Linked DNA regions of Homo sapiens: regions 1 and 3 are each linked to region 2. A link is a loop called in an ENCODE intact Hi-C map of the cell type or tissue named here. Cell type or tissue: MCF 10A. All regions are shown on one strand. Links, peaks and the distances in the headings refer to the core of each region. The heading gives the core; the rest is flanking DNA.

Region 1 (10,887 bases), core at 1,896-9,895, 190 kb before region 2:
TGATTATATTCATGTTCTTGAGGATCACTCTAGTAATGATCCAGAATAGATTTTAAGGAGGCAAGAGTGGAAACAGGGGCAACAGTTAGGAAGCTATTGTTATTTGAGCTAGGAACAATGATGACTTATTCCAGGGTGGTAGCGAAGGGATGGATGTATTTTGAGGGTAGAGCCTATAGTATTTTCTGATAGACTGGTAGGATAGGAAACATATGGGAAATATAACAGAAAGAGGAAATTCAAGGATGATGTAAAGATTTTGTGGCCTAAATGACTGGAATTATAAAGTTTTCCCTCTACCGAGTGAAGAAGATTGCGGTAGAGCAGGTTTGTGGTAAGATCATGAGTTCCGCTTTGAACATGCCACGTTTAAGGGTCTGTTGGACATCCCAGTAATGATGTTGAGCAGGCAACTGGGAACACGAGTCTGGACTCAGAGGAGAGGCCCAAGCTGGGAGATTTGTGTTTGTGAGTCATCAGTACATAAATGGCATTTAATCAAGGAAGTGAGCTTAGATGGAGGGGCAAGGCAGACCAAGTACTGAGTGGCTAGGACTTTCCAAAATGAAGAGTTTGAGAAAACGAGGAGGACTCATTAAAGGATACCAACAGAAACTGCCAGCGAAGTAAGAGTAACACTGGGAGAGTGGTGTCCTGAGAGCCAAGAGAAGGCATCCACGTCTATTGGGATAGAGAGACGACTGCACCAAATACTGCAGACAGGTGAAGTGAAGTGAGAACTGAGAAGTGACCACTGGACTTAGCAATGTGGCGGTCATCAGTATCCATGACAACAACAGTTTTGTTGGTATGATGTGGGGGTTGGGGGGTGAGGAGAAGCCTGATTGGAATGGGTTTAAGAGAGAGTAAGTAAACAGAAATTGGAGGTAATAACAACTCTTTTTAGGAGTTTTGCTATATATGGTACAAAGAAATGGAAAGGTAACTGGTAGAGGAAGTGGGAATAAGAGAAGATTGTCTTTGTTTTTATTGAACATTTTAAGTGAAGTATAACAAGCATACAGAATGTACAAAAAGCCTAGGTAAAATGTGAAATGTTTTTACAAGGTCAATACTACCCAAAACAGGAAATAGAATAGTACCAGCACCCTGGAAGAGAAGACTCCCTTTTGCCCCCTCCCAGGCACTGTGCACCCAAAAGTAACCAGTGTTTTGACTTTTGACACCGCAAATTTGTTTTTTCACTTTTTGAGCTTTATATTAATGAATTTAACGTGTGCACTTTTGTGTCTGGCTTCTTTCTCTAACATGTTTATGAGATTCACCTGTGCTGTTGTATGCAGGAAGAGCTAATTTATTCTAACTTCTATACAGTATTTAACTGTGTGTTATACCACTTTGTGACTTAAGTTTCATTCTCTGGATCTAATTTAATGAACAGAACTTATTAATTTTAATGTAGTAACATTTGTTAATCTTATCCTTCATAGTGTGTGATTTTGGTATCCTATTTAAGAAAGTTTGCATATGCCAAAATTGTGATGATATTCTTCTATGTTAACTGCTAGAAGTTTTGTTGATTTGTCTTTCATATTTAGATCTACAATGCTGCTGGAATTAATATACACGTATGGTGTGAAGTAAAGTGCAAGATTCATTTTTTTCTTAGTTGGTGGCACTGTAATTGGAAAAAAGTCTTTTCCAATTATAGTGTAACCCTTTCCGTTTTATAAATCATGTGACTGGATATATGTGGATATCTAGACTTTCTATCCTACTCAGTTTGTGGGTTTGTCTATATTTTGGCCATTTACAAAGCTAATTACCTTAGCTTTCTATTAAGCCTTGATATCTGACTGTGTAAGTCCAACTTAGTCCATTTTTGTTCAAGTTTGTCTTGACTGTTTATGGATGTTTTCATTTCCATATAAATTTAATAAATAACTTGTCAACTTCAAATATTAAAATGTCATCATGTTGATTGTAATTTTTTTAAATCTGCAGAGATCAATATGAGAAACAACTGGCATTTTGATAGTACATCTTCCACTTTATGAATCAGTGCTCCAATCTATGAACATAGTATATCCCTCCATTTTCTTTAGGCCTTCTGCAGTTTGGCTCAGCCTGTTTTACAGTTTTTTGTGTAAAGGTCTTGCATTTCTTTGGTTTTATTTATTCCAAGTATTTTATTTATGCTATTGTTTACTAATGCTATTGTAAACGGTATCTTTCTAAAACTTGTTATTTTCTACTTGTTTATTGTTTTTTTACAGAAGCAGAATTGATTAATTTTGTGTGTGTGTATATTAACCATGCATCCAGCAACATGGATGAATTTACTTCTTAACTTAAAAAATTTATCTATAGATTTTTATGGACATTCCACATATATAGTCACGTTATCTATATATGACACATATTTTTTCCTTTTTAATCTTTATATATTTTATTTCCATTTCTTGACTTATTTCACTGGATAAGATCTGCAATATAATATTGCATAAAGCTTTGATGAGGCTAGGCACAATGGCTTATGCTTGTAATCCCAGCACTTTGGGAGGGTGAGGCAAGTGGATCACTTGAGGTCAGGAGTTCGAGCCAGCCTAGCCAACATGGTGAAATCTCGTCTCTAGTAAATATACAAAAAAAAAAAAAAAAAAAAAAGCGAGGTGTAGTGGTGCACACTTGTAGTCCCAGCTACTCTGGAGGCTGAGGCAGGAGAATTGCTTGAACCCAGGAGGTGGAGGTTGCAGTAAGCTAAGATTGTGCCACTGCACTCCAGCCTGGGCATCTGAGTGAGACTCTATCTCAAAAACAAAACAAAACAAAACAAAACAAAACAACAACTGTGATGGAAGTATTCTTACCTCATTTCTGATCTCAGATTAGAGGACCATTAAGTGTGATATTTTCTACGAAGTTTTGTGGATATTCTTTACTGAATTAAGGAAGTTCACTTTTTTAATTTGTTATAAGTTTTGTTTGTCTTTTAATCATGAACAGGTATCCAGTTTTAACAAAAGTCCTTTCTCCATTTTTGAAATGATTCATTTCATTTCTTTATTTTCTTAATGTGAAGAATTATGTTGATAGATTTTTAATAGTTAAACTGTTTTTGCAACCGCGGAACAAGTTCACCTTGGTTGGGTTATATTACCCCTTTTGTATCTTGCTAGAATCAATTTGATAGTATTTTGTCTGAGAGATTTACCTATATATGCTCATAAATGGTGTTGGCCTGTTATTTTCCTTTCTCCTGGCAATGCCAAGGCCAGCTGATAATACCATGTTATCTCCTGACTCTCAGGAGCTGCTTTTTCTTTTCTTAGTCCCATTTTAGACCAAAGGTAAGCAATATTAGACCACAGGGCATTAGTCTAGGATATACAGCATTTTACCATTGCTATGATTTTGCTGATCAGGAGGTTGTCCAGCGAATGTTGCCTGTAGTTGGGGGAAGGTTAATGTCTTCTGTTCTTTTTGTTACAGGATGAGTTATTCAAACCTCTGGTGTAACAAGGGCTGTAAAGTAGCATTTAAGAATCTGAAAGAGATGCATCAGCCAGCTGCAACCCAGTGAGTGTGAGAAACCAAAGGGCCACCCACTCTGTTATTAGACCCTGAAGCAGAGGCCTCAGTTATCATCCCAGGATGTCCCAAAGTTCAGCTGGCCTTTTCTAGAGACCTGGATGCTTTTCTCCTTTATCCTGGTCCTGAACCGTTCAATGTGACCTCTAGAATTTATAAAGGCACAGCAAAAAGTGTTTGCTAAAACATAAACTTTCCCTTGGGTTATGAATTTAAATTTAAACTAGCTTAGAGCAGAAATCATGCTTTCTTAAGAAGTAGTGACAGAGGGTCACAGATTCTACTGGGAACCACAGAAATAAGACATTGACCCCTTAAGGTGGGCAGGCTCATTAAATAGAATTATATAATTTCTGCAAAGCAGGCTGGAATGTCTCTGAAGAAAACAAACTGACCATTGTAGCAAGGATAGCCTCAGGAAATTTCAAAGTCTATTAACTTCAAATCATACCTATTATTAGTATAAATACTTGCTATTTTATCTTTGGTCAGTCAGCATGCCCAGGCAAAGGCAATTAATCGAACTGTTTGAACTATGTTACTTTCTGGGAGAAGCTAATATGTTAAGGGTAAACACACATCTGTGCTAATGTAGCCTAGTATGCAATTTTTACTTTTTCTTTTTAAGTAGAAACCATCATCATCAAACAAAATTTAATCAGCATTATTCAAAGAAGTCTCTCTGTGCAGGAGAGGTAAGTTCCTGCTCCTTAGGGTGAGGGAAGAGAAAGACTGGCTATAGAGTGTTGCAGTAACGAGTAGTGATGTGTGAAGAGAAATGAACAATATTTCATAGGAGGTCAAGAAACGAGCTGTATAAATGGCTGAGTGTTTGCAGTCAGCAGGACAATCAGAAAATCTGTATAGAACTGAGAAATACTACTGATAATAGTTTGGATATTTGACCCGCCCTAATCTCATGTTGAAATGTAATCCCTAAAATTGGAGATGGGGCCTAGTGGGAGGTGATTGGATTAGAGGGGGGGGATTTCTCATAAATGGTTTGGCACCATCCCCGATGCTGTCCTCATGATAGTGATAGAGTACTCATGAGATCTGGTTGTTTAAAAGTGTGTGGCACTTCCCTTCTTCTCTCTCGCTTCTGCTTTCACCATATGACTTGTCTGCTTCTCCTTCCGCCATGATTGTAAGTTCCCTGAGGCCTCCCTAGAAGCAGAAGCTGCTATGCTTCCTGCACAGCCTGCAGAACCGTAAGATAATTAAACCTCTTTTCTTTACAAATAACCCAGTCTCAGGTGTTTCTGTATAGCAATACAAGAACGGCCTAATACAGTTACATTTTGTGGAAACCCTAGGACTAAATCCACTGAGTTAAATTTTAAAAAACAAATACACTTTGCTATTGCTGCTATAGCTTTTAGATAAGGAGGAGATGCCTTGGTTGCTGGTCCTAACGAGAGATTTAAAGAAGCAAAAAGGGCTGAGTATGGTGGCTCAGGCCTATAATCCCAGCATTTTGGGAGGCCGAGGTAGGCAGATCACTTGAGCTCAGAAGTTCGAGACCAGCCTGGCCAATATGGCGAAACCCCCGTCTCTACTAAAAATAGAAAAAATAGCTGGGCGTGGTGGCGCCTGAGGCTGAGGCAGGAGAGTCGCTTGAACCTGGGAGGTGGAAGTTGCAGTGAGCCGAGATTGCACCACTGCATTCCAGCCTGGGTGACACAGCGAGACTCCATCTCAAAACAAAAACAAAAAAACAAACAAAACGGAAGCAAAAAGACCTCTGATGATTCCTTGTAAATGACTCAGTACCTCCAGTGCTTGTTCAGACTTTCCATGAACAAAAGAGAAAATGATTTGTGAGTCTAAATTCCTTTAGTAAAAATCTTTTCATAGACAGTTATTGTTACAGTCTTTGTGCTTCAACAGGAGCTTGATGTTTTTTAACTTAAAAAGTATATAATCATAAAAAGATGTTTGTTAGTATATATGTGTTATGTATAATTAATCTAGGAAGATAATTCTCATTTTGCTTTGTCAGTTATTTTGAATTATCATAAGTTTGGTAAAGAAAAGACATTGCAAAAGAGTTTTGAATTACTGATGTGCTTTGACTGTGTCCCCACCCAAATATCATTTCAAATTGTAATCCGAATTGTAATCCCCACATGTTGAGGGAGAGACCCGGTGAGAGGTGATCAGATTATGAGGGCAGTTTCCCTCATGCTGTTTTTGTGATAGTGAGTGAGTTCTCACGAGATCTGACTGTTTGATAAGTGTCTGGTGCTTCCTCCCTCTCTCTCTCCTGTCGCCTTGTGAAGAAGGTACCTGCTTCCCCTTCACCTTCTGACATGATTATAAGTTTCATGAGGCCTCCACAGCCATGCAGAACTGAGTTAATTAAACCTATTTTGTTTATAAATTACCCAGTCTCAGGTAGCATCTTTATAACAGTATGAAAACAGACCAAGTATCTTACTTAAAATTTAGGGAATTTTATTCAAACCCAATTATTTCTATTGCCTTTTCTTTTGTAGGGTAAACAAATAGATCTTAGTGTTACCTAATGTCCATTTTAAGAAACCCAAAGACAATTGAGGTATGAAAGACATCTTAATGGCTTTATTATTCTGAATTTGAGGCTTGAATTTAGGAAAGGCAAAATAAAAAATAATTGCTGAAGAAGATAAACATCCTACAAATGTCATAAGTATCTAAAGAAAAACAGGTTTGTAGGCAACATTATAAAAATATACAGCAATAACATTAACAATGATAAGGAATATAGTTTTGTTTCCAAAAGCAAGGACTATTTTTAAAAATGACTAAAGACTATATCAAAAAGTACCCAAAATTAACAGATTCTGCAGAATCTCTACCAATCTGGGCATAAAATAACTTAGTCATTTTACAGAAAAAAAAATACCCAAATTCTAATGTTATTAGTTTTGTGCATTATTAGTATAATAATTTATTAATCACTGTTTACATGTGTGTGAAGTTTGACATACACAGATATATAAATGTAGAGATTTATTGCCTACTTAGGTAATAATTTAAAGCATTTAACTATGGCTAAAAAAGAGAAATACAGTTCCTAACAGCTGGGAGATAATTATAGTTTTTTAACTTTTGAGTTCTTTCTTTCCTTCTTTAGTGATTTTCTTAAAGACTCTAATCCTTCCTCCAGATGCCACCTGCCCCCACCTGGCCCCAAGTTGAATTCTTTGGCCTCAGTCCTTATCTTCTTTGTACTTGAAGCCACAGTCATGGTGCCCCCCAGCCCTAGTTTTCATTTGAAGGGCTTGTTACACCCATAGCCCCTGTTGAGGGAAGGGCCCTAGGCAGGCATTTGCTCTGTCATGGGCAACCACCAAGTAGTTACTAAGTCTTAGAAGACAGACAGAAAGTGATGGGCACCCATCCCAACGGCAGCCAAGCCAAAGCATGGCCTGTGACTTTTGAGGTGATCTATGAATAGCTCATCCTAAAGAGGAGAAAGCAGGTTTAATCAAATCTTCACTCTCAAAAATTCAAACTGATAAGAACAAAAATAATCTAGCAGTGTGTCGCCATGGCTGAGGTTGCAAGGATTCATGAAAGTTAGAGCCCATTTTACAGAAACTGAAGCCAGAGAGGCTATGTCACTTGCCTAAGGTCGACTAGCTAACCTGAACACTGCTTTACACAACACTTCATGGCCACTGAAGAGTCACAGGACAAGGGGTAAGGAAGCCACTCAATAGTGGCAAGACACCAGGAGCCATCCTCATAGAAGCAGAGATGCCGCATTAATGCTGGGTAAAGCTTCGAGGGAGAATCCCCAGACTCTAGCTGAAACCCTAAAGCTCTTCCATCCTTATCCAGTCTCCAGGAATCTCAGCGATTGCAGGGTTCTTGCTTTGGGACCTGGATGAGCTCTCCATCTTCCTTATTGCCATGTGGACCCTAATATTAACTCCCCACTATTACTTGAGCTAACATGAAGACATTATTTTTCTTTTCCCAAAATTTTTATTTTGATATCAACCACTTACCAAACCATCAAGAAAGATAATATTTCAAAGAAAAAACAAAAACAAAAACCAAGAAACAGGGATATAGGTATCAAACCACAATTATCCCCCAAAACACTGCTGTTGCAAAAAGGATAGAAAGCCAAAATCCCATAGACTATTAGAGAATACCTTTAAAAACAAGCAAAAATATTTTGTAAAGGTATGGTTTTCACTACAGTGTGTGGACAGGTTCAAACAGTGGATAATCAAAGAAAATTCATCTTGTTTGGCCTGGGAATACAGTAAGCTTTCTTCTATTCCAGCTGAAGAAATAAAAACAAACCAACATGAGCTTCTGAAGTTAATATTGAAATTGTCTTTACCAACTGAAGGTAGCATGAGAATAAAGGCAGAGAAAGTGAACAAATAGCAAAGACAAGTAGTCTTGAAATTCAGTCTCTACCTATAATCAATAAGCTTGTCTAACACAGCCTTCCTACAGCCTTATCCTGGGCTTCACATCCCTCCTCCAAACTTAGAAATACCTGAATTTAGAATGCACATCTCAACCCTCTTGTCTTGTTTCACCTTTCTCTATGAGTTCTTTACTCAGGGGTAAGGGCTCACAGTGCAGAGGGAAGTGTTATTTATTATTCCAGCTACTGTTAAGATAAAGTGAACCAAGCTCATCAACAGAAAGAATGCCTACAGAAATCAGAACTTAATAACTCCAACTGGGTGCTTTGAAAAGACATTTCCAACAGGATATTTAGTTTTGCTAAGAGAGCAGCAATCATTTTAAATAATGATGTCCAGGGCTGACTTTTTGCTGGTTCACCTGGGTTCCTACTCGCCAGTTGTCTATTATGGCTGGCAGCTTTTCTGGTTGGTCAGTACTACTGCTCAACCGATAGGTTCATATTCTGAATATCACTCTTGGTTATGTCATGGTTTCTGTACCTATTATGTGAAAGGAGTCCTAGAAAAAGATTCACCTGTGTAGACAGACTTGTATACATAAGTAGACATTCACATATTGTTGATAAGCATTGGCTAATTATTTTACTAATGAACTCATTCAATAGCCAGAGTTTCAGTTCCTACAATATTGTTTTCCCTTCCTCTCTTAGCAGAGATGGACAAGAAAAATGTATTTCCTGTACTTCTTGTTTGTTTCTCAAGGCTTGCTTACATTTCTCTGCTTTATCTCCCACTAGTCTCCTGTGGTTTGGCTGGACTGGTCTACTTGGTAGATTCCCAGTCTGCCTGAAAATTGACTTGCCCTGGTGCCTTTGGCTGTGTCTGACCTTTAAAGGCTTCCATGCTCTCCCAGAATAACATGGTAATTATTCTCAAAAACCAATGCCAAGCCTACCTCCTCTTGAGGCCTTCCCTAGAACACCAACTAAAATCAGTACTTTCTCTTAGTTTTCTAGTACTTAGTAGCTTCACTAATACTCAGTGATGATTTATTGCTTGAAAATATTGTAGCTTATTATATAATTGCATGGATAGGTATTTTTATGTGCTTATATGTGATCTAGCCATTTAAAGTGCAAACTCTTTGAAATTTAAAATTGTAAAATGGACCCCAACACTTAGCATATCAGCTGTGAACTGTGCAGAATAGATGGAGTTTTGTCCTAAGCTTGCGAGAGACATTAGGTATAGAGTGTTTTCCCTAGCAGTCAGCTAAATCGTGAGCTTGGAGCTCAAAATGCAAGACTTGGAGGGCTCATACAGTTAAATTTTGTCAAGATCAATGCTGCAACTTCCACATTTGCATTCCCTTTTCCTTTCCACAAGTCACAGAAAATGTAGAAAGGCGGTAGGTATGGGAGAGGAGGAAGAAGTTGGAAAATTATCCAATACCAGGAACCCCTTAGGGTGGCGTTATGGGGACGTCACAGGAATGTGAGAGGACAGGAGGGAAAGCAGGGAAAGGCATCACCAAAAAAGTGATGGGAGCATGCCTCCTTTATAATTTTGCAAAGCCTTCTTGATTTTGTGCCTTAAAAATGAAATATTTCATAACAAAACCTAATTAATGTTTGAATTATGACCTGACCTAGGTACAAAACTATGGTAGGCAGAATAATGCCCTCCTGCAAAGAAGTCCATGTCCTAATCCTTAGCCCCTGTGAATATGTTATCTTATGTGGAAAAGAGACTTTGCAGATGTGATCAAGTTGAGGATGTTGAGATGGGGAGATTATCTTGGGTCATCTAGTTGGTCTTAATGTCATCACAAAGGTCTTTATAAGTGAAAGTGGGACAGAGTCAGGAGGACATGTGCTGCTGGTTTTGAAGGTGTAGAAAGGGGCTATAAGTGGAGAAATGCAGAGAGCCTCTAGAAAAGGCTAGAAAATGCAAGGGAACAAATTCTCCCCAAGAGACTCCAGTAAGGAATAGTTTATTTTACCCTGGTACCATGACAGGCTTCTAACCTACAGAACTTTATAACAAAAAATGTGCACTGTTGTAAGCAGCCAAGTGTGGTTATTTGTTACAGTACCCACAGAAAACTTATAAAACAGCAAATGCAGTGCCTCAAGCACTTTATGGGAAGACCTAAGTGGGACACCCAACATAAACTGGGGAGCTCAGGGAACGTTTCCCTATACACAGGAAATAAATGGAGAAGGAGTTTCCAGGTCAAAGAGGAGGAGAAAGAACATTCTAGTCTAGGAGTTGGGGGTGGGGGTGAGACAAGAGCAACAAAAGGAATAAGGTAAGAAACGAGAGTTGGTTTGGAACACTACAAATCATCCAGCCTTGTTGAAAAACAATGTGGCAAGAGATGAAGCAGGAGGGGTGGATGGGGGAGAGCAAAGCAACTTCTCTCCCTGGAGAAGTGTTTAGGCTTTTAATAAGAGCTCATGGGGAGACAATGAAATGTTTTAAAGAATGGTGTGTGTTTGTGTGTGTGTATGCGCACGTGTTAGAGGCTGGAAATGACAGTAAAATTTGCATTTAAAATTGCACTAAATATATGTATGTGTGTATAGACACACACATGTATTTTAAATGCAAATTTAAAATAATATTAAAATAAAATAATTTTAATACATTTTAAATGCAAATTTTAAATAAAATAAAATTGCACTAAGTACACGCACACGTGTGTGCGCGCACACACACACACAACTTTCCCTTTCAGCAAATAATCCCTGAACAGAAATAAACAAGAGCGATTTCAAATATGAGCCTGGGTCCAAATGCCACAAGCCACAGGCTCTGAATGTCACAAGGCAGGGTGTTAGATTTACAATTAGACCCTCTTTGAACGTGGGTGACAATTCACAGTGTTCTTCAGGAGAGGAGACTGCATCTGCTGCTTTCTTCTGCACCCTCAATCCCTCCTCTTTTTAGTGGA
Region 2 (10,887 bases), core at 853-8,852:
GAGACACGGTGAGGGGGAAGCAGTCAGGAGAGGGGAGACACGGTGAGGGGGAAGCAGTCAGCAAAGGGGAGACAGGGTGAGGGGGAAGCCGTCAGGAGAGGGAAGACAGGGTGATGGGGAAGCTGTCAGGACGGGCGGAGACGCGGTGAGGGAGAAGCTGTCAGGAGAGGGGAGACACGGTGATGGGGAAGCAGTCAGGAGAAGGGAGACACGGTGAGGGGGAAGCCCTCAGGAGAGGGGAGACACGGTGAGGAGGAAGCCGTCAGGAGAGGGGGGACATGGTGAGGGAGAAGCAGTCAGGAGACGGTAGAGAGGGTGAGGGGGAAGCTGTCAGGAGAGGGGACAGCCAAGGGGAGAGGCCTCAGAAGAAACTAACCCTGCTGCCATCTTGCCTTGGATTTCCAGCCTCCAGAACTATGACAAAGTAAATATCTGCTGTTTAAGTCACCCATCTGTAGTATTTCATTACGGAAGCCCTAGAAAATTAATGCAATAGGTCTTAGGTGGGACCCAATAATGTACATTTCTAACAAATTCCCATTGATGCTGATATCACTGGTCTGAAGAATTGCACTCTGAAGCCCACTGACCTATTTTTTCCAACTGAAGGAATAGCTTTCACATCCTGGACCTTTGTACGTTGCTGTGTAGATTCCTCCCTGGCTGTGCTGCACTTGAGTTTGGTCATGTCCTAGTAACATGAGGCATTAATCTTGGGATTCTGTCTGTGTTGTGTCCCACCGAGCAGTCTTGGGGATTTGTCCAACTCCCTCCGAGTCTCTGGATGTGGGATTCTCAATGGGATAATAGAAATTGTGTTCTGCTATGGAAGTGACTTCGTATTTTTTCCAAAACCTATACTTTTGATCTCAACACTAAGTAGGCTGCAATATAATGTAATATGTGGAAATGGGACCTGGGAATGGCACCATCAATAAGCTCTCTGGTTGATTCTTATATTGCTCAATGGTGAGGACCACAGCTACAAAATTTTGAAGATGAAGAAATAACCGCTATTTAAAACAATCTAGAATGACATAATTGGAGCCAACTAATTCTTGAAGTGTGAAAGGACTTAACTGCGCCAGGTACGGTGGCTCATGCCTGTAATCCTAGCACTTTGGGAGGCCAAGGCAGACAGATCATGAGTTCAAGAGATTGAGACCATCCTGGCCAACATGGTGAAACTCTGTCTTTACTAAAAATACAAAAATTAGCTGGGTGTGGTGGTGCGCACCTGTAGTCCCAGCTACTCAGGAGGCTGAGGCAGAAGAATTGCTTGAACCTGGGGGTGCAAATTGCAGTGAGCTGAGATCACGCCACTGTGCTCCAGCCTGGTGACAGAGTAAGACTCTGTCTAAGAAAAAAAAAAAAAGGACTTAACTGTATAGAAAGTAAAGAGAAAGAGATTCTAGGTTAGTAGAAGCTAGGCTGAACAAAGCAGAGAGGCAAGAAGTGCAGGATGCCTTTAAAGACCCTGCACAGATCATTTTTATTGGAAGAAGAATGGAAAGGAAGGAAATGAGGGCAGAAAACTGGGTTAAAGCAGAAGATGGCCATAAACAGAAAATAGTAATCATTTATGGCTTCAATTTACTGAGCATTTACTAAATGCTATACTCCAGGAGGACAGAATCATTCATCCCTAGAACCAAGCAAATTGTCTGGCACAAAGCAGAAGCTCAGTACAAATGGGCTCAGCGAAGAGATTCAAAGGCCTGTGTTAGTTGGTTTCATCAAAAGTTGTCTGCAGGTATTGTTATCTCCCTTTACAGGTTCACAGGGCTAATTAATTAACCCAAGTGTCAGAGGCAGATTTGAATGCAGAACTTTGTGACTCAAAGATCAGTTGCCTTCATTCATGCCATGCTCTTCCAGCTAAGGAGTCAGATTCTTATGCTGAAGGACGTGGAGAAACAGTGGAGGATTTGGAGAAAGAGAAATTGGGATTCAGGCAAGGTAGCCATTTTGGAGAAAAGATGATAAATATGGCTTTAAGGGCAAAATGCCCAAATGCTAACCCTGGAGCACCTTAGAGAAAGAAATGGCGATTATATTATTTATGAGGTGTGTCGAGAAAGGAGACATGACTTATTGGTAAGAAGGAAATTGCCAGGTCAACATTAGGCTGAAGATTTTTGAAAGAAAAACTACACATACATGTATAATTATGAAAAGCTGTAAATTGTTCCTTGTAACTTCACTTGTACGTTGAGTTCTCTAGCAAGTTGACTTTTTAAAAGTTTTCATTGCCTGACAATATTGCTTCCTTATATTTTTGCCGGAGACAATTAGTGAAAGTAAGAGCTAAATTAAGAGCAAAGGAAGAAGAGAAATAAAAAAGAAGGGGTGGGGGGGGAGAGAGGATGCCACTCTATTATGTCCGAAGAAGTACTTTAAAACTAGTTAATTTTAATTAAATTCATGAAGAAACTTGTTTTTTATTACAGCATAAAGGAAATAAGAAAATACACTTTGCAACTTAAATCTATGTTTCAGAAGATAAAATGGAAAATTAAGACAAGTAGTAAACAAAGTTTACAGCTAATGTTAAATACAGTCACCCTAAAGAACTGCAGCTGAGAGTACAGATAATTTACTTCCTGAGTACACAAACTGCATTTGCAGTTCTCTTCTCTGATTACTTAAAACAAAAGGTAAATCATTTCCATGCTGCTCCACACATCTCTCTCAAACCCTTCCAGTTTGTACTCTAAAACTCTCCACTGAATTTAAGCGCAGCTAGAGCTCAGGTGGAGTTTGCATGCACACTGGGCTGCAGAAATACTGCACCCATTTCTAACCCTCTAAGGATCAGTTTTCAAGTCAATGCATTTCTAGTAACATTTTCTCATTCACTACCTGCACCCATCCCTGTACCCAAGAGATCTAAGAGAACTGCAAGTTCTCTGTCCTGCCCAAGTACTTTCTCTTCCTTCTCACTCACTGTTAATTATTTACCATTCTTGATGCCCTTCTTTGCTTAAACAGACCAAAATTCAAATTCTTCAATCCTGTAACATTTCATGCATTTTATTAAAAAGTTATTGTAAATTTGAGGATTTCTCTCACATTTCCCAGAATGTATACAAATAAAGCATGCTTCTAAGCACCATATTTTTATGTGTGATCTATGTTATTGTGGTCAGATTTATTTATTATTTTAATTTTTTTTTGAGACCAAGACTTGTTTTGTCACCCAGGCCCAATACAGTGGTGCCATCTTGGCTCACTGCAACCTCTGCCTCCCAGGCTCAGGTGATTCTCCTGCCTCAACCTCCCGAGTAGCTGAGACTACCAGTGTGTGCCACCACACCCAGCTAATTTTTGTATTTTTAGTAGAGACGGTGTTTCGCCGTGTTGTCCAGGCTATTCTCAAGTGATTCACCAGCCTTGGCCTCCCAAAGTGCTGGGATTACGGGCATGCCTGACCATGCCAGGCCCGAGATTTATTCATTCATCAAACCTTCACTGTGTGACTGACATGGTGCTGGAGATAGTCTAGGCATTTTGGTCATAAACTTGAATAAGACTCCAGAGGTGTTCACAGTCCAAGAGGCAGACACACAAACCAACAACTGCAGAACATTGTTGACATGGCCCACACAGAAATCTGCACAGGGTATCATGGCAGCACCCACTAGAATCTATCCTCTGTGAGGATAAAGAAGTTGTCTGTTTTACGCACTGCTGGTTTTGCAATCTCCTAAAATGAGTGATGACTACTCTCTTCTGGATTGTCCTTATTATGATTCATTCAACCACAAGAGATGGAGGTTTCAGGAAACCCCCAGCCAGTTGGGCTTTACTGATCCCTGTTGCCTACACAACGCAGGGCTCAGTAATACTCAATATGAATCAGGCTGCTCCTGCTTTCTGCCTGAAGGTCAGAGGCTTGATTTTATTGAGGCCTCAGAAAAGGTTTGGTTTACTTGGTAGTTGGGGTGGAATAGAAAAGTGTGCGGAAGGGATGGAAGGCATCTCTGCCTCTAGCCAGGCTTTGCCTGCCTGAGCAGGAGACCATTTCCAGGATTATGGGCAAATTTCTTTCCTCATCAGAAACACTAACAGGCTACTTTCTATGACATTTTCTTAAAAAACAACAACAACAACAAAAAACACCGCCAAGCAAATTCAATTTAATTTGCAAACAAATAGGATTTATACACAGGAATTTGCAGATTCTACACATTCTGATTTTTGTACAACTCCAGCATCTTTTCCACAAGAGATTTTTGGTGGAGATGCCAGCAAGTCTTATAATTTTCCCATGATTATCTTATGACATCACCACACTTCCTGGTGCCTGGTGCACTGCAAGGCACCTAGACGCCCAGTAGGTGGATGATGTTGAATGACTGTGCCGAGGCTGACCATGAGCTGATATGAGTGACCGGTGCATTGGCAAGAGATTGGGGAATATTAGAAATTGGCTAGGTGACAAAGAGGGGAGTTTCATGAGCATTTCAGGAAGAGGCAGCAGCATGAGCAAGAGCTCTGAGTTGAGGCAGCATAGATGTGGAGGAAATTACAAGTAGTTTCATGGGAGAGGGATATAGAAGTTGATGAAGAGATAGACAAAGTTAGATTGCAGGAAACATCATATGTCAGATTCAATTCACTGCAGCAGATATTTATTCTGGGGTCAGACTCCATTTGGTACATATACATTAGTGGCATCCTGAAGGCCAGGAGGCAAAACATGACAATTGACAGAAATAGGAAGAGTTTCCGCATGATGAAATGACCGGTTTGTAGCCTGAGGCAGCAGGCTTTTGGAGACAAATCTCTGGACACATTTTCCTTGGCAATATGATGCCAAGAGGACAAAACTTAGGCCAAGAAATCTACCCTGTTTTCTGGAAGAGTAATGGCTGGAATATTGTTAATTTGGCATCAATTCCAGATTTAAGAATAAGGTCTGAAGCGCAGCTGCTCCATTCTATCATTTAGCTAATGGGAGCTTGAGGATTTGCCAGACATTGTTTCTGGGCCTTACACGATTTCAGAGCTGTTTTATGTTGATGCTGTGGTCATGGCCTCTAGGAAGATGCCACGCCAAAGAAGGGGAGACACAGTCCCAAGTTGTGCCTGGATGAGAAGCTGAACACCTGTTCTGAGGTCAGGCTCTCTGAGGAAGCAGTAGGAAGGACAGAGGCCAAGTTCCTCCCAGGATGCAAAAGCAGTGACTGATAGCTCCCGACAGCACACAGGCTTTTTTTGTGTTTATTCATTCATCCACTGAGCAGATATTAATTAGGTGCCAAGCATTTTTAAGGTATAGTTCTAGGCTCAGGGCTCAGGGGATGCAGCAGTGAACAAAACACAAGCAGCCTCTGATCCCGTGAGGGGAGGCTGAGAATATACAAATAAACATCAGCTACTTCAGATACAGGAAAGTTCTGTAAAGAAAACAAAGCAGGATAATGGGATAGAGAATGACCAAGAAAAAAGAAAAGATGCTATTTTACTGGCTTAAACAATTGTTGAACAGTGTTTCTTTATTACAGAATAGAAACAAAAGTGAAAATGAACAGTCTTGACCTCTCTGGATTGTAAAGGGAATTAAAAGGAATGTGTTTATGAAAGACTTAGCTATCTCTCTAAAATGCAATAAGCATCAATCATCAGTTGCTTACATTTTTACTGCCAGTTTTTAATGAGGATGAGGATATTCTAGAGGTTAAGCTCTCTTAACAGTAGTCAGGAGAACTGGCTTCAAAGCCTGTCAAATGCTCTGTGTTTGGATTCTGGTTCTACCCTGAAAACCATGTAACCTGAGTCAGTTACTTTATCTCTATGAGCTTCTGTTTTCTTACCTATAAAATGGAAAAATAATAGTACCTTCTTTAAGTTGTTGGAAGGATTATTGAGATTACACATCAAAAGTGCTTGGTTCAGTGACTGGCACAGAATAGATACTCAATATAAGTTACCTATTAACATGCTAATATTTTTGGAAAATTTTCCCAACATTAAAATCAAGCCTTCTAGGGTTATAATTGTTTCTGAATAGTAATACATGATTTTTTGTCTCTTACCATCACTTGTTGGAGGAGGTAGAGTAGAATGCTGGTTGAGAGTACAAATTGGCAGGGATGCCGTGTGTGTTAGCTATTCAGTTGCATAGTTTCTTGAAGGCGTCTCTGGTTATTATTTGAAGACAATAATAGGAAAAAAAATAGAAGTTGTATTTAGTTAAATTAACTAACCTATTCTGGTGGTAGAAAGTAGATTGTCTCAGCCGGGCGCGATGTCTCATGCCTGTAATCCTAGCACTTCGGGAGGCCGAGGCGGGTGGATCATGAGGTCAGGAGTCCAAGACCAGCCTGGCCTTGGTGAAGATAATGAAACCCCATCTCTACTAAAATACAAAAATTAGCCGGGTCTGGTGGCAGGTGCCTGTAATCCCAGCTACTCGGGAGGCTGAGGCAGAGAATTGCTTGAACCTGGAAGGCAGAGGTTGCAGTGAGCCGAGATGATGCCACTGCACTCCAGCCTGGGTGACAGAGTGAGACTCTGTCTCAAAAGAAAAAAAAAAAAAAGAAAGTAGATTGTCTCTTGCTTTATGTCTCTCTGTCCTCTGCTAGAATGTGAATCCTCATGGCAAAGAATCCTTCTTATTCGTGTGTATCTATAACACCTAAGATAGTGCCTCGCAGAGTTATGTGCTTGGAAGATAGGACTACCTGTGACAAAATTCACAGTGAAAGAGTAAAGACTATCATACTGCATCATAGAATGAAACTAAGGTTCATGACCATGGCAATACCTCTGTCCCTTTCCTTTGCAGAAGCTTTGTGGTCTGTTTCCTTTTGGGAAAACCAGGCCAAATTCATCTCTACCCTTGGTGCAGCCACTCTGCCTCTACAGCCCCTTCACCAAGGCAGCACGCCATGGTTGCTGAGCTTCCATTTAGAAGGTACATCAAGAGCATCTTTGAAGAGAATGGGCATCCCTGTATTGAATGATGACCTTAGTAACAGGAAAATTTTGATCACTCTAACTATTTACTTGACTCTAAAAACATTTATTTCCTTTAGTGCTTTAGAAAATGAAATTTCAAAGCTAATGTCTGCTCAATTTAATTAAATTCAGGACAGAAATATGAGATGGCCTTTGCCAAATGAACCAAAAAAGGATTGGTGAAGATTTAAAAAAAAAAAGAAGTATAGGCATGGCAATTGATCTATGGCTTTAAAAACATTCTGAAAATACAGTGGATTTGAAAGTGCATGTAAACACAGTCATGGAGTAAGAAATGTGTGAAAGGAGCACCGAATTAAATTCTGAAGCAAATTGATATTATTCTTCCAGATGGCAAAGGGAAAGTTGTACAAAGAAAGGAGGAAACAGATGAAACCATGAAGGACAGCATGCAATGCAATATACAAGGTAGGTATAATCACCATACCTAGCCTGATGATTATACCAAGCATATCCCTAATGAAAACTTGTTAAATAAGTGAATGAATAAGAAGCATGGCTTATAGTATTGATTATGCAAGAGATTCAATATTAAATATAACATCTTAAGGGTTTTTTAAATAATTAATAAAAGAGACTGAGTTTGGAGTAAGGATTTTAACTGTCTTAAGTCAACGTAACTAGTTAAAGGCAAAATGTCTCTTGTTTTCACACTGGATGTCTATTTGAAATTTGGCTGCATATAACGATTAAAACGAAAGATCTCACATTTTGATTCAAATTGCTGTGTGGAATCGTAGGAACAATCAACATGGATAAGCCTAGAGGCCAATACAGAATTAAGGATGAGCCACCACAACATTCTCTTTTCTCCAGAAGAGGCAGGAGAGCTCTAATTCCCAGTCTTCATTTGCACATGCTGTTATTCACAGATGAATAAAGTGTGCCACTTTGTTAGTCACCCCCTGGGTCCATAGCATGTAAGCACAGAGAGGAAATGGTCCAAGAACCATTGGCATCTAACCCATGATACATTATGTTACTAAATATCTGGCATGGAAATTGGCTAAACCTCATCAGGCAGTTGCCAAATGTCATTTAACAAAGCAGTCCCTATCCAGGACCTCTATGTGACTATACTGATAATATTGTCACTAGAGGTGACGAGACACATTCCCTAAAGAAACTCATCATTAGAAATAAACATGGCAGCTCACCAAAAAGCAAAAGCAACATGAAGAAATTAAAGAGGAGCTTTTCAGTAAACCAGTGTGTTTGTGTAGGTTGAATGTGTGTGAGTCAATGTGTTCAAATGTGAAACTCTTTATTCCATTAAGTAATAGAGATGATATATTTTTCTCTTAACTGCCTAAAGTAGTGAGTAGGCTTTGCCAACATCATAAATAAAACAAATCCTCATTCTTGCTTGGGGTCTTCAGATCACAGTATCCAAGGCTGCTTGGGTTTTAGTCCTTTCTTCTAATGATTTTGGAAAAACTGAGTGAAGATTTCTCCTCAGCCTGGCTTCTTTATAAGTAGAAATATCCCCTACTACCTTGCCACTCATGAAGTCAAATGTGAGTTTTTAAAGAGAATGTGAAGGAGTTCTTTTGATGAACTTTTTTCTTACTTTACAAAGTCTTTTTAGAGCCATCACACACACACACACACACACACACACACACACACACACACACACACTAAACTATCAGCTCTATCACCATAATACCATTTTGTACTTCCAACTTTGATTTCTTGCCTCAGCTCCAGATTTCCAAATTGCCATCTATTATTAGGCAATTCAAAATGAATGTGTCCAGTGTTGGGCTCGTTGTTGCTCTACCCTTAGAAATGTTTACCTCACTTCGACTTCTCATCATGAATGGCACAGATATGAGTCCAGTCGCAATCTAGCCAAGACCCTGAGACATTAGACTCTTCCGTATCCTTCAACTTCCACACAAGTTCTGTTACAAACTCATGTTATTGCAAATTCACCAAATTGTATACATTAAACATGTGCAGTTTTTTTATATCAATGCTTCAATAAAACTGTTTATGAAAACCAATTAGTGTTCATTTTATCTATAAAATGACTCTTCTTTCAGTGCCTTCTTGGCCAAACTGACTGTCACTGCCTTAGCCAGAAGTCAGCATTTTCTGGATAGTGGCAAAAAATACACATTGGTCTCTCTTGCTCACCCCATCTTACTGCAGTCTAATCCATCTTCCATCCTCATACTGCATGGAGCCTTCAAAATACACATCTGTTCATGTCTAGCCACTCCTGAAGACCCTCCAGTTTAACAAGAAAGGGACAGAACCTAAATGAGAAAAACTAGTGTCTCTGCTCCTAGAATTAACATATAAATATAATGCATTTCTAATTCGAACCCCAAAAAGATTTTTTGAATTGAATCAAATGATGCTGGTGTTTATAATGGAATAAAAAGACCTGCAGAAAATGTTGAAAAACAGAAAGGGATATGCCTTATCTAATACTAGAAAGTACTATACGTCTGCTATTAAACAACGTGGTATAGCAATAGGAAAAAAAAAAGATCAAAGAAACAGAACTGAGACTAGAAATAGATCAAAGAGTAGCGGTCCCCGAAATTTTTGGCACCATGGACTGGTTTTGTGGAAGACAATTTTTCCATGTTGGTTGGGGGGTGGTTTTGGGATGACTCAAGTCCATTACATTTATTGTGCACTTTGTTTCGATTATTATTACATTGCACTAGATAATGAAATAATTATACAACTCACCATAATGTAGAATCAGTAGGAGCCCTCAGCTTGTTCTGCAACTAGATGGTCCCATCTGGGGGGTGATGGGAGACAGTGACAGATCATCAGGCATTAGATTATCATAAGGAGTACACACTTAGATCCCTCAAATGCATAGTTCACAATAGGGTTCATGATCCTATGAGAATCTAATGCCGCTGCCAATCAGACAGGAGGTGGAGCTTGGGCGGTAATGCAAGTTACAGGGAGTGGCTGTAAACACAGAAGAAGCTTTGCTCATTCACCTCCACTCACCTCCTGCTATGTGGCCCTGTTCCTAACAGGCCATAGACCAGTAGCAGTCCATGTCCCAGGTGTTGGCAACCCCTGTCTTAGAACATAGAACTTACTGTATGATGGCTGGGTGTGGTGGCTCACACGTGTAATTCCAGAACTTTGGGAGGCCAAGGTAGGTGGATCACTTAAGGTTGGGAGTTTGAGACCAGTCTCTACTAAAAATACAAAAAATTAGCCAGGCATAGTGGTGCACACGTGTAATCCCAGTTACTCAGGAGGCTGAGGCAGGAGAATCACTTGAACCCAAGAAGCTGAGGTTGCATTGAGCCAAGATTGCACAATCCAGCCTGGGAGACAGCAAGACTTTGTCTCAAGCAAAAAATAAAAAATAAAAGAAGAAGAACTTAGCATATGATAACAGTTGTATTTAAATTCAGTGGAGAAAAATGTGGTTTATTAAGTAAATAGTGTTGGTCCAAGGGACTACTTAACTAGAAAAAAAATGAAATCAGACTGCTGATTTACATTATATAGTACAAAAACAAATACCACATGGATTAGAAACTTAATCATGTATATAAAACCTTAAAATATTGCAAGAATATCTAAGCAATCACATGGAAGTCCTTCTTAACCACAACTGGAAACCCTAATAGTGTAAACAAAAAGATATCAGATAAAGTTAGATCTTTTGTATGGGAAAATATGCTGCTAACAAAACCAATAGACCAAATCATAGACTTTGAATAAATATTACTGTTGCAGAGGATAGAAAAGAGCTCTCAAAAATTAACAACAACAACAACAACAAAAAAACAAGATGGACAAACAATAAAAGAGGCTATTTCTAGAAGATCAAATTGAAATGGTGAAGAAATATACTTTAAAAAAGATGTTCTTATGTAATCATCAGATGGCATTTTACACACAGTG
Region 3 (10,887 bases), core at 2,026-10,025, 63 kb after region 2:
TGGAAGAGGAAACCACAGCCACTCCAAAGTAGAGTTTCAGGCCCATCATTAGCGGTTTCTGTCACCATCTAGTTGCATTTCCTTTATGAATGAAATATGCAGATGGCATCTCACATTGGCTCTTTCAACGAAGAAGAGGAAGGTCAAGAGACACGACTAATACAGCCAACACATTAGAGATCTGTGACCAACGTACTCACACCTCCAAACGCCTCCAGATTGCAGCCTCTGGAAATATCTAGCCCATTTCTTTATGGCACTGTTGCTTCGATCAGCTGTGGAAATTAACATAAAATAATATAGTAACCCAATAGGTGCTGGACAGCATTTCAGAGCATCATATTAAGGGAACACTAAAGGCACGTGACAGTATTCAAAGCCTGAGTGATAAATAGCAAGTAAATACCTTCTAATCGAACAGAAGGGGGAAGGATGCTGAGCCGATACTGATGCTGCCTGCTCTCTTCCTGTGTAACAGCAAAGGCGGCTCAGTCCCTCTGACAGGCTGTGAAGCGTGGCTGCCTATCGGCTCCTGGGCGGTCCTAGTGCCTGCGCCAGGTTAGCACACAAGGTAGCTCCAAAGAGCCTCCCTGTTTCTGGTGATTCTTCTAATGATTATCACCAAAGATTTTCAGGGATGTCAGCCAGCTAAGCATCAGGGCAGTGGGGTTTGGGTTTGGGAAAAATGATCAGTAAATAGAGTTTGCTACTGTCAATCAGACACTGCTGTTGAAACCAAAAAGGATTATAGATGATCTTGTCTGTTAAATAAATGATGCTCATGAAAATGTTGAAGCCAGAGGGCTGTTAAAAAGAAAACTAATTTGATAATATCCTATATCTACTAAAATCCATGTGTTTTGTTTTCTTTTTTCCATGTTTAATGTGTAAGGGAAAAAAATTAAGAAGTAGGAGGTTTTCAAAGTCTGATATATTTACGTAACTATTTGCAAAAAGTGTTTGCTAAAAGCCTAAAAAGTCCGTTAGTAGCTTATGCTGTTCAAACATTTAAAATGAAATAAATGCAAAAACAAACAAAATTGAGACCTCCAGAAACTTATTCTATAAAAGAGACAAAACGTTCAAGTGTCACTTCATGTAAACGCCACTCTTCATCTTTCTCTATTCATTCCCCCCACCTTTTCCCCATCATGACATTTATATTTTGTAATTTAGTTATTGTTGAACTCCCCTGCAATGTAGTATCTGTGAAGGAATCTGTTCTACTGACTTTTTTTTTTTTTTTTTTTTTTGAGACAGGGTCTTCCTCTTGTCACTCAAGCTGGTGTGCAGTGGTGCCATCTCGGCTCACTGCAATCTCCTTCTCCCAGGTCAAGCAATTCTCCAACCTCAGCCTCCAGAGTAGCTGGGACCAATGGTGTGCCAGCATGCTTGGCTAATTATTTGTATTTTGGGTAGAGATGGGATTTCACCATATTGCCCAGGCTGGTCTCGAACTCCTGAGCTAAAGCAATCCACCTGCCTTGGCCTCCAAAGTGCTGGGGTTACAGGCATGAGCCACTATGCCCAGCCTCTATTGACTTTGATAAAGTAACCCCTGGAAGATTACCCAGCATGCAACAGGCCCTCAGTAAATATTTGTGAAAAGATAAATGAGGCAGTAAGCTGAGAAATTACACTATAGAATACGGGTACAGAAGTTAATCTTGTAAGTGATTAAATTCAATTTAGCATACTTCTCTGCACAACTACTTTTAATAAGGGACTGTGCTAAGTATATGTTTGCCTCTAAGGAGCTTATAATTTTTTATTTTTTATTTTTTTGAGTCGGAGTCTCACTCTATTGCTGAGGATGGATTGCAGTGGTGCAATCTCAACTTACTGGAGCCTCCTGCCTCTCAGGCTCAAGCAATTCTTGTGTGCACGCCATGCCCAGCTAATATTTGTACTTTTAGTAGAGACAGAGTTTCACCATGTTGGTCAGGCTGGTATTGAACTCCTGAGCTGAAGTGATCTGCCCACCTTGGCCTCCCAAAGTGCTGGGATTACAGGTGTGAGCCACTGTGCCCAGCCAGGAGCTTATAATTTAAATATAGAGAAAAATATTAGTGTATGTGTATAATCAAATAATTACATGTACATAAAATACTTGCCATAAAAGAATGGACAATGTAAGTCAGAATATGCTATATTTGCTAAGGGCTTCTATGTCTGGATGTTATGAGTATGGAGTGGAACTGGGCAATTGGGTTTGAGAATTCAACCCAACTGATTTCTTTTTTTCCCCAGAGTACATAGAGTTCAGGTGGCAGTGGGCAGGTTGGTACAGAAGGGACTAGAATATGGAAAGTGAACTCTAGTAAGATTGGTTAGCAGAGTAAATACCAGTACTAAGACAGGTGAAGACAGGGAGTACAGGTACAGGTATGTGGGCACTGTAGGCCCTGGATCAAAGCCTCACATTGGCAAGTAGTCATCAGGAGAGTGTTCCTCTCCACCAAGAGATGGTTGCCTTCCAGAGCAGGGAGGGCAGCTCATACCTTGTGGTCCAGGCATTCAGACCACAGGATGAAGTGTAGTAGCAGTAACAAGGTATATCAGCCCATAACAAGGCAATGTGCCATTGAGGCTGAGGCTCAGGGCTTCTGAGGGAAGGAGAGAAAAAATCAAGGTAAGACTCTTGCTGTGGAGAACTCAAGGCTAGTGTTTCTCATGGAAAAAGTACAGATCCAAAAGGCATGGGGTGAGACTGAACCCAACCACAAGGGACAGTGATGTTTTTATAGGATCTAAGGATCCAGAAATCAACCTGTTTGTCATGTGCAGGTCAAACAGCTTTGACTGTGGTTGGACAACTTCAAGACTAGGGAGCCATGTTGATGACTAGAGTCAGGTGAACCCAGAGTGATTAGTGATCAATGAAAGAATGCCTCGTTGAGGCCTGAGGATTGTGGTTTGCTTATCCACTGCACTTCTTTCCACTTCTTCCTAATTCAGCATGTTTTCTGAAATGAGACTTTTTTTATTTTTAAAGAAGTTGATCAGCACCAAAGGACACTAATGTACCCTCAATTAGATCCTTGTTATTACAAAGTGGTGAATGGGCTGGACTGCAGAAGGGGAGTGGCTAGTGTGTGAGGGAGGCAATGCCCCACCATTAAGCATTTCTCTGTAGCTACTGATTTTTATAATATTGGAGAGCTCCCTGAGAAACAAAGCACTATGTCCATGATTGGGCCTCAGACATACACTGACATGTCATCTGTGCAATGACTCCAGGTGGAGAGAAGAAAAGTGAGGCTGCTGAGAGACATGTCACCATAAATCAGAAGGATCCCAGCTTGAGGAAACAGACCTCACCACAGGACCTGCGGGTAGAGGGGAGTGGTGGGTCTTTGTAGATCTTTGTGACTGAGATGGACATGATTGTAATAGAAAAAGACTCCATACAAACTGAAAACCCTAAGATACTGCAATAGACTGAATATTTGTGTCCCCCCAGAATTCATATGTTGGGATTCTAACCCTTAATGTGATGGTTTCAGAATGTGGGGGTCATTGAGAGATTAGGTCATGAGGGTAGAGCGCTAATGGGTGGGATTAGTGTTCTTATCAAAGAGACTCGCAAGAGCTCTCTCACCCACTTTCTGCTATGTGAGGATCGAAAGGGAAGTGGGCAGCCTACAACTCAGAAGAGAACCCTCAGCAGAACCTGACTGTGCTGGCACTCTGATCTTGGACTTCCAGCCTCCAGAACTGTGAAAAGAAAATTTATGTTGTTTATAAACCACCCAGTCTACACTTTGTTACAGAAGCCTGAATTGACTAAGATAGATAGCTCATAAACTCTGTAGTATTTTGGCCCTGAGAAAACTTGAAATGTGTGGGTGCTGTTATCCTCTTCCCTTTCAGTCTGCTTGGCTCACACAGGTGTGTTGAGATTCAGTGCCTGGAAGAATCACTGGGGACCCCCATCAGGTCAGGAACTGCTGGTTCTGCAGGGACAGCTGTGTCACAGTGCCCAGGTTTGTAAAGGGGGGTGCTGGTATCACAGATCTTGGGCTCAACTTGCCAAAAGCCAATGGTGACTATAAGAACAGTGTGACTTGGACCAGTCTGTGGCTTTTCAAGATGACTGTGCAGTGAAGGACATTGTAAGGAGCTGGAATTCATGGATGAGCCGGTGAAGGGGGGCTCAGATCCTGTGGGATTGGTTATCAATTATATGTGACCTTATGTGTACTCACGTGCTAGTGAATTGTGGCAGTCAGGTGCCATATGCAAATGTATCTGTTATAGAATAGAGTGGGATAATCACTGACTTTGGGACTACAGACCTGGATTTAAATCTGACACTTTGTGCTTCCATATAGTTTAATAAGTAGTACTTCATAGGCTTCTTGTGATGACCCCATGTCAACTACATTTAAAGGCCTAGCACAGAATAGCTCCCCATTACAAAAAGAAAACCTGCCGGGCACGGCGGCTCACGCCCGTAATCTCAGCACTCTGGGAGGCCGAAGTAGCTGGATCACCTGAGGTCAGGAGTTCAAGACCAGCCTGGCCAATATGGTGAAACCCCATCTCTACTAAAAATTCAAAATTGGCCGGGCGTGGTGGCACATGCCTGTAATCCCAGTTACTCGGGAGGCCAAGGAAGGAGAATCACTTGAACCCGGAAGACAGAGGTTGCAGTGAGCTAAGATCATGCCATAGCACTCCAGCCTAGGCAACAAGAAGAAAACTCCATCTCAAAACAAAAAAAAAAGTGTTTCTTTTTAGAAAAGGAAACCACTATATTTAGTAGCATAAAGCCAAAGGCTGCCACTCTGGAGATGTGCAGCATTGATAACAGCAATGACTTTCAAGCTTCTTTCACTTTGAAACTTTACAAAGTGAATCTCAGTTTCTTCATAAGTATAATCCAGTAATAATACCTCTGCAAAGAGTTTGTTTAGGATTAGATAGGATCATACATGCAGAGTGCTTAGCATGAATATTCTATACGTGGATCAAGGAATGGTTAAATAAATTGTGGTGGTTATTAAAATAAAACAGAACCTCTACCTCTTCAAGGTGATACAGGAGGAGGGTAGAGAAATGCTGGGTAGAGAAAGGCAGGTCCCTGGCTAGGGCCCTAGCCCCACAGACCTAGGTGAGGACAGGCACTTCTGCCTTTGTGCCCAAATGTTGCATTTTCCAAGACCACCCTGGCCCACCACACCCCTCTCTTGGGCCTATAAAAAGCTGAGACCCTAGCAAGGCAGAGATGAAAGCTGCTGGAGGGCGAGAGGAAAACATCAGTGGAAGAAGACAAGCTGCTGGACATCAAGAGGACACGGAGGGAGCATGCCGGCAGAAGAGCACACCAACAAACGCTGGCACACTGGCAGGCCATCCACCTGCAGGAGAGGCGGAGTTTGGCATGTGCCTGAGCGGCCCAACTCCAGGGGAAAACCGTCTCCCTTCTGGCTCATCCAGCAGTGAAGAGCTATTTCCACTCAATAAAACTTGGCACTCATTCTCCAAGCCCACCTGTGATCCGATTCTTCTGGTACACCAAGGCAAGAACCCAGGATACAGAATGCCCTCTGTCCTTGTGACAAGGTGTAGAGTCTAATTGAGCTGGTTAACATAAGCTGCCTATAGACAGCAAACCAAGAGAGCACCCTGTAACACAAACCCACTGGGGCTTCAGGAGCTATAAACATTCATGCCTAGACACTGCAGTGAGGTTGGAGCCCCACAGCCTGCCTGTCTCTGGGCTCCCCTAGAGTTTTGAGCAGCAGGCACTGAAGAAGCGAGCCACACCCCCATCACACACCCTGCTAGGGGAACAAGGGAACATTTCCCGTTTCAAAGGCATATAAAATGTGAATCATGTGCTTTCTGGATTCATGTAGTAAGAGAAATTTTCTGTCTCAAAACAAGTGTGTCATGCTTTTCATGACCTGGGGTGATCAAATGCTTAGAATAATAACACCAAGTAACATGACTCATCTAAGAAAAAGATATGAGATGAAACTATACTACATTATACTACATTGCAAATGCATTTCTTACCAGCCCCACCGTTCTTTTAAATATTTGAATTCCACAATATATTCAACATCTTGTGTGACTATGTTATTTGTATCAACACTGAGAATAATTCATATTTGTAGATAGAGTAAAGCTCTTTTAAAGAAGCTTCAATAAATCATCATTGCCATCACTTTTGCCTCACCCCCAGTCCCAATGCTCCTCATTTTAACCGACTTACTCCAATCTACTCAACAAAACATGCTGACTGATGTCCACACATGTAGAAGGCTAGTGTTTACTCCCAAGCATGTCCGTGTTCTTCCACTCTATTTGAGTTACACGTAAACCAAGATTCATTAGCGTATAGTACCAAAGCTGTTAGTGTTGGATGTATTTTTAGTGTAACTATATAATTGAATTGAAAGGTGTTTATACTGATAAGATATGAGTGCAAAAGAGAGTTACTATTTCTAAGAAAAATAAATGTAATGCTTTGTAACAACTAGATAAAGATGATTCGCTAAAATAAATTGTTGCCAAATCAGCTATGGGCCCAAAATATTCTAGAGGATTGAAAGTAAATTTTGTGACATGGTGGCTCATGCCTGTAATCCCAGCACTTTGGGAGGTTCAGACAGGTGGATCACTTGAGGTCACGAGTTCGAGACCAGCCTGGCCAATATGGCGAAACCCTGTCTCTACTAAAAATACAAAAATTAGCTAGATGTGGTGGTGCACACCTGTAATACCAGCTACTTGGAAGGCTGAGGCACAAGAACTACTTGAACCTGGGAGGTGGAGGTTGCAGTGAGCCAAGATTGCATCACTGCACTCCAGCGAGAGTGAAACTGTGTCTGAAAACAAACAAACAAAAATAATAGAGAATTATGTATTCAGATGGCTTTGCAAGGGTTTTGTGTTCTTGCTCCACTTAACAGAACTAAAACTAGAAATTATAGACACTTGATACTCATACACACTCAAAGGAAAGAACTTGTCCTCATTGTAAAAGAGTGACAAATAAGTTAACATTTATCTATTTTAAGTTGAGGTAAAAGATTTAAAGTGTATGTCTTATGCTTTCTAATGTAACTAGCATTTTTTTAAAATGACCAAGGTGGTATCCTCATCACATCAGACTTCCCTTGTAATACATCATATGCTTTGTTTGGATATAACTTCGGTAGCCTTCCTGTCCTGAACCAAATTAAACATTTATAATGGCACAAGGAAAGGACTTAACATGGACTTTGCCTCACTATATGTAATATAAATTAAAGCAGTGTCATCTAATATAAATGCTTTTAAACACATAGCGTAGAGCACCTTTGCCAATAGGCTAAGTAGAGTCCAGGAAATGTACATAGACAGGAGAGCTCTACACAAAAATTCCTAACCAGACTGAAGGAGTCATACCCAGTTTGTCTGTATATTTAATGGCATGCAAGGTATGCTCTACCAAGGAAAGGTCACCTTGAGAATATCTTGAAAACACATTCTCTAAAGTCTATGAAAATGAAGACCAAAAAATGGCCACAAATAATCTCATCAGTTGCCATCAGTGACTTTTTCATTATTTACATAACAAAGCCCCATTTTGAGGAACTTCATCATCATCATCATCATCATCATCATCATCATCATCATAATATAGCTTTTAGTTGTCATAAAAACATGATGGAAAATGAATATGGTTATGTTAGCGGTGGTGAATCCATACAGGTCTGCATCAGCCCCAATTCTTGCCTCCTCAGAAGAAAGAATTCAACCGAGGGGTCATAAGGCAGAGTGACAGACCAAGGCAAGTTTTAGAGCAGGAGTGAAAGTTTATTAAAACGTTTTAGGGCAGGGATGAAAGGAAGCTAAGTACACTTGGAAGAGGGCCAAGCAGGTGGCTTGGGAGATCAAGTGCACAGTTTGACCTCTGACTTGGGGTTTTATATGTTGGCATACTTCTGGGGTCTTGTTTCCTTTCTCCCCTGATTCTTGCCTTGGGGTGGGCTGTCTGCATGCACAGTGGCCTGCTAGCACTTGGGAGGGGCCCTATGCACAGTGTGTTTACTGGAGTTGTATGCATACTCACTTGAGGCGTTCTTCCCTTACCAGCTGAATGTTCCTACGAGGAACAGTTCAACTCCGTCACTTTACCTCTTAATGTGCATGCTTGAGCCCACTCGCCCAACTCCTGAGATCTTATCAGGAACCTATTGACCATCAGTTTCAGGTTTTTCTACTGGGAGACTGCCTTTCCCTCGCACTAGCAGTGACCAATTATTATTTTAGAGAAGCAGTGTAATAACTGCTTGGCCATCACCTGATGGTTGCCTGATATTCCTAGGGAGGCAGAGGCTCTCCTGCCCCGCTCATGCCTGACTCGCTATCTACTGTAACAGTTATGGTATATCAATAATTAGTTAATCTACTTTCCAAAACACTTTCATCTTCACTGAATTCTTTGTTAAAGGTGTTGAAGTTATTTGGTATTCTTCAGAATTTTCATGATTGCAGAATAATTGCTAAAAGATATGTAGTGAATATGCCTTATTGCTTCTTTACAGCTAAGCCTTCTCTTGCCTTCACAAGAAGTTGTAGCAGAAAGTTTCTGGGAAGACCCCAGTTCATATTTCTACCATTTAGTGTACCTGGCATTCACACTATTAGAAGGGTTAAACTGGAGGTCATTATTAAAAGAATTCTCGGTCGGGTGCGGTGGCTCACTCCTGTAATCCCAGCACTTTGGGAGGCTGAGGCAGGCAGATCACTTGAAGTTAGGAGTTCAAGACCAGCCTGGCCAACATAGTGAAACCCCATCTCTACTAAAAGTACAAAAAAAAAAAATTAGCCAGGCATGGTGGCACATGGCCGTAATCCCAGCTACTCAGGAGGCTGAGGCACAAGAATCACTTGAACCTGGGAGGCAGAAGTTGCAGTGAGCTGAGATCCCACAACTGCACTCCAGCCTGTATGACAGAGAGAGACTTTGTCTCAAAAAAAAAGAATTGTCAAATTTTACTTTGAGCTGCTGTGAGTTTCAATAGGGGAAGCCCTTTTATCCCAACTGTGTTCAATCATGTCCCAGTTTTCTGAAAACTAGGAATGTGCTTTTGTGGTTTAAAGAGTTAATTCACAGAAGAGCTTGCACATCTAGTGAAAGAAGATGCCCTCAGTCTGCTCATCATACCCCATGGGGTGTTCCAATATTGCTGGTATCACTAAAATGAGATCATATGGGAAGATTTCATGAGAAGATACATTCATTTATTTAAAACATATTTATTAAGTGCCTACTATGTTTCAACTATTGTGTTAGGCACTGAGAATATGAGGATGAACAAAGCTATGGACAGTCTACTTTCATGGAGCCCACAGTCTGCTGTGGGAGACAGACATCTATCAAACAATATCACTGTGAAATTTCAATTACAACCTGAGGTGAAGTCTTGAAAGTAAAGGGAAATGACTCTTGAAAGCAATTGACAATAGAACCAAATCTATCAGAGTATGATGAAGGCTTTCCTTAGCAAGTAACATCTGAGCTGACATTTAAAAGATGGGAGAGAGTTAATTAGGTGAAAAAAGGAAGGCAAAAGAGGAAGACTTCTGAACCAATAGCTTGCAAACCTTCTTGTAACCACAAATATATACCAAATATTTTAAATTATCATACCCATGCAAACATATACATATATAAAATTTAAACAAAACTTTCTAACAATGACACTATAGCCCTTACTACCTGCAATCCACACTAATTTTTTCTATTCCTTTCAATTTCATTTTTAAAATTTAGTTATGATTTATTAATCTGCAGTTAAACTGTAATAATGGTATTCAACTTCCACTTTACTATCAGGAACAAAAACCTTAAAACACACACTATCTCATGCAAGCACACTCTCTCTCTCTCTCTCTGATATAGCAGTGTTCTCACAGGTGACCAAAGAAGTCTCCATGGATATCCCATGGATATCATATTTGTTGAATATGAAACAAATAAGAAACACAAAACTAATTACATAAGCCCATGCCAGGATAATAAGGAGCAGCCCGTAGGCAAGTGACAGGAATGGGTGCCTGGAAAGGGCAGGGTTACCCCAGGCTCAAAGCATTTCTTTGAGGTTGCTCAAAGCATTTCTTCTCTCTGCAAACTGGTCTTTAGGTCATCTGCAATATGCATGAAGGTATCCTGGGGATAGGTGTTGGTTTGAAGTCCTTCTTTTGACAGGAAAAAATTCTCTCTGGAGGAATTCTTTCCAATTCCCAACTTAGAAACTCAGTACTCCCAATAACTAAAATCAAGTATTAATACACAATTAAATATCACCAAATGCAAACTACAGGTTGGGAGAAAATTTTTGCAATCTATGCATCTGACAAAGGTCTAGTACCCAGAATCTACAAGGAACTTGAACAAATTTATAAGAAAAAAAAACAAACCCAATAAAAAGTGGGCAAAGGACATGAACAGACACTTCTCAAAAGAAGACATTCATGCAGCCAACAAACAAAAAAAGCTCAACATCACTAATCATTAGAGAAATGCAAATCAAAACCATAATGAGATACCATCTCCTGCCATTCAGAATGGCAATTATCAAAAAGTGTAGAAACAACGGATGCTGGCGAGGTTGTGGAGAAATAGGAATGCTTTTACACTGCTGGTGGGAAGGTAAATTAGTTCAACCATTGTGGAAGACAGTGTGAGGATTCCTCAAAGATCTAGAACCAGAAATGCCATTTGACCCAGCAATCCCATTACTGGGTATATACCCAAAGGAATATAAATCATTCTATTATAAAGATACATGCACACGTATATTCATTGCAGCACCATTCACAATAGCAAAGACATGGAATAAACCAAAATGCCAATCAATGATAGACTGGATAAAGAAAATGTGG

The links. A loop is a pair of places that touch in the nucleus more often than their neighbours do. Peaks named below come from ENCODE experiments on the same cell type or tissue, not always from the same donor. Only the 100,000 strongest peaks of a DNase experiment are listed, where the experiment ranks them.
Region 1: a loop joins it to region 2, with 13 times the contacts of the local background. A loop is called at or near these places in 4 of 110 quality-filtered maps.
Region 3: a loop joins it to region 2, with 7 times the contacts of the local background. A loop is called at or near these places in 2 of 110 quality-filtered maps.

The regions. Positions count from the first base shown.
Region 1 is chr18:54,962,800-54,973,686 of GRCh38, reverse strand. No RefSeq gene overlaps it. Among named protein-coding and RNA genes, the nearest start is that of CCDC68, 8.8 kb to the right of the region's middle. RefSeq lists an enhancer at 4,548-5,747. In MCF 10A, for the core only: no CTCF peak of the experiment used is centred there; a DNase peak (open chromatin) is centred at 5,296.
Region 2 is chr18:54,769,333-54,780,219 of GRCh38, reverse strand. It overlaps a transcript of RAB27B not described here. Among named protein-coding and RNA genes, the nearest start is that of RAB27B, 54 kb to the left of the region's middle. In MCF 10A, for the core only: a CTCF peak has its summit at 4,317; DNase peaks (open chromatin) are centred at 3,769, 4,339 and 4,759.
Region 3 is chr18:54,707,455-54,718,341 of GRCh38, reverse strand. It overlaps a transcript of RAB27B not described here. Among named protein-coding and RNA genes, the nearest start is that of RAB27B, 120 kb to the left of the region's middle. RefSeq lists a silencer at 5,710-6,004. In MCF 10A, for the core only: no CTCF peak of the experiment used is centred there; a DNase peak (open chromatin) is centred at 5,841.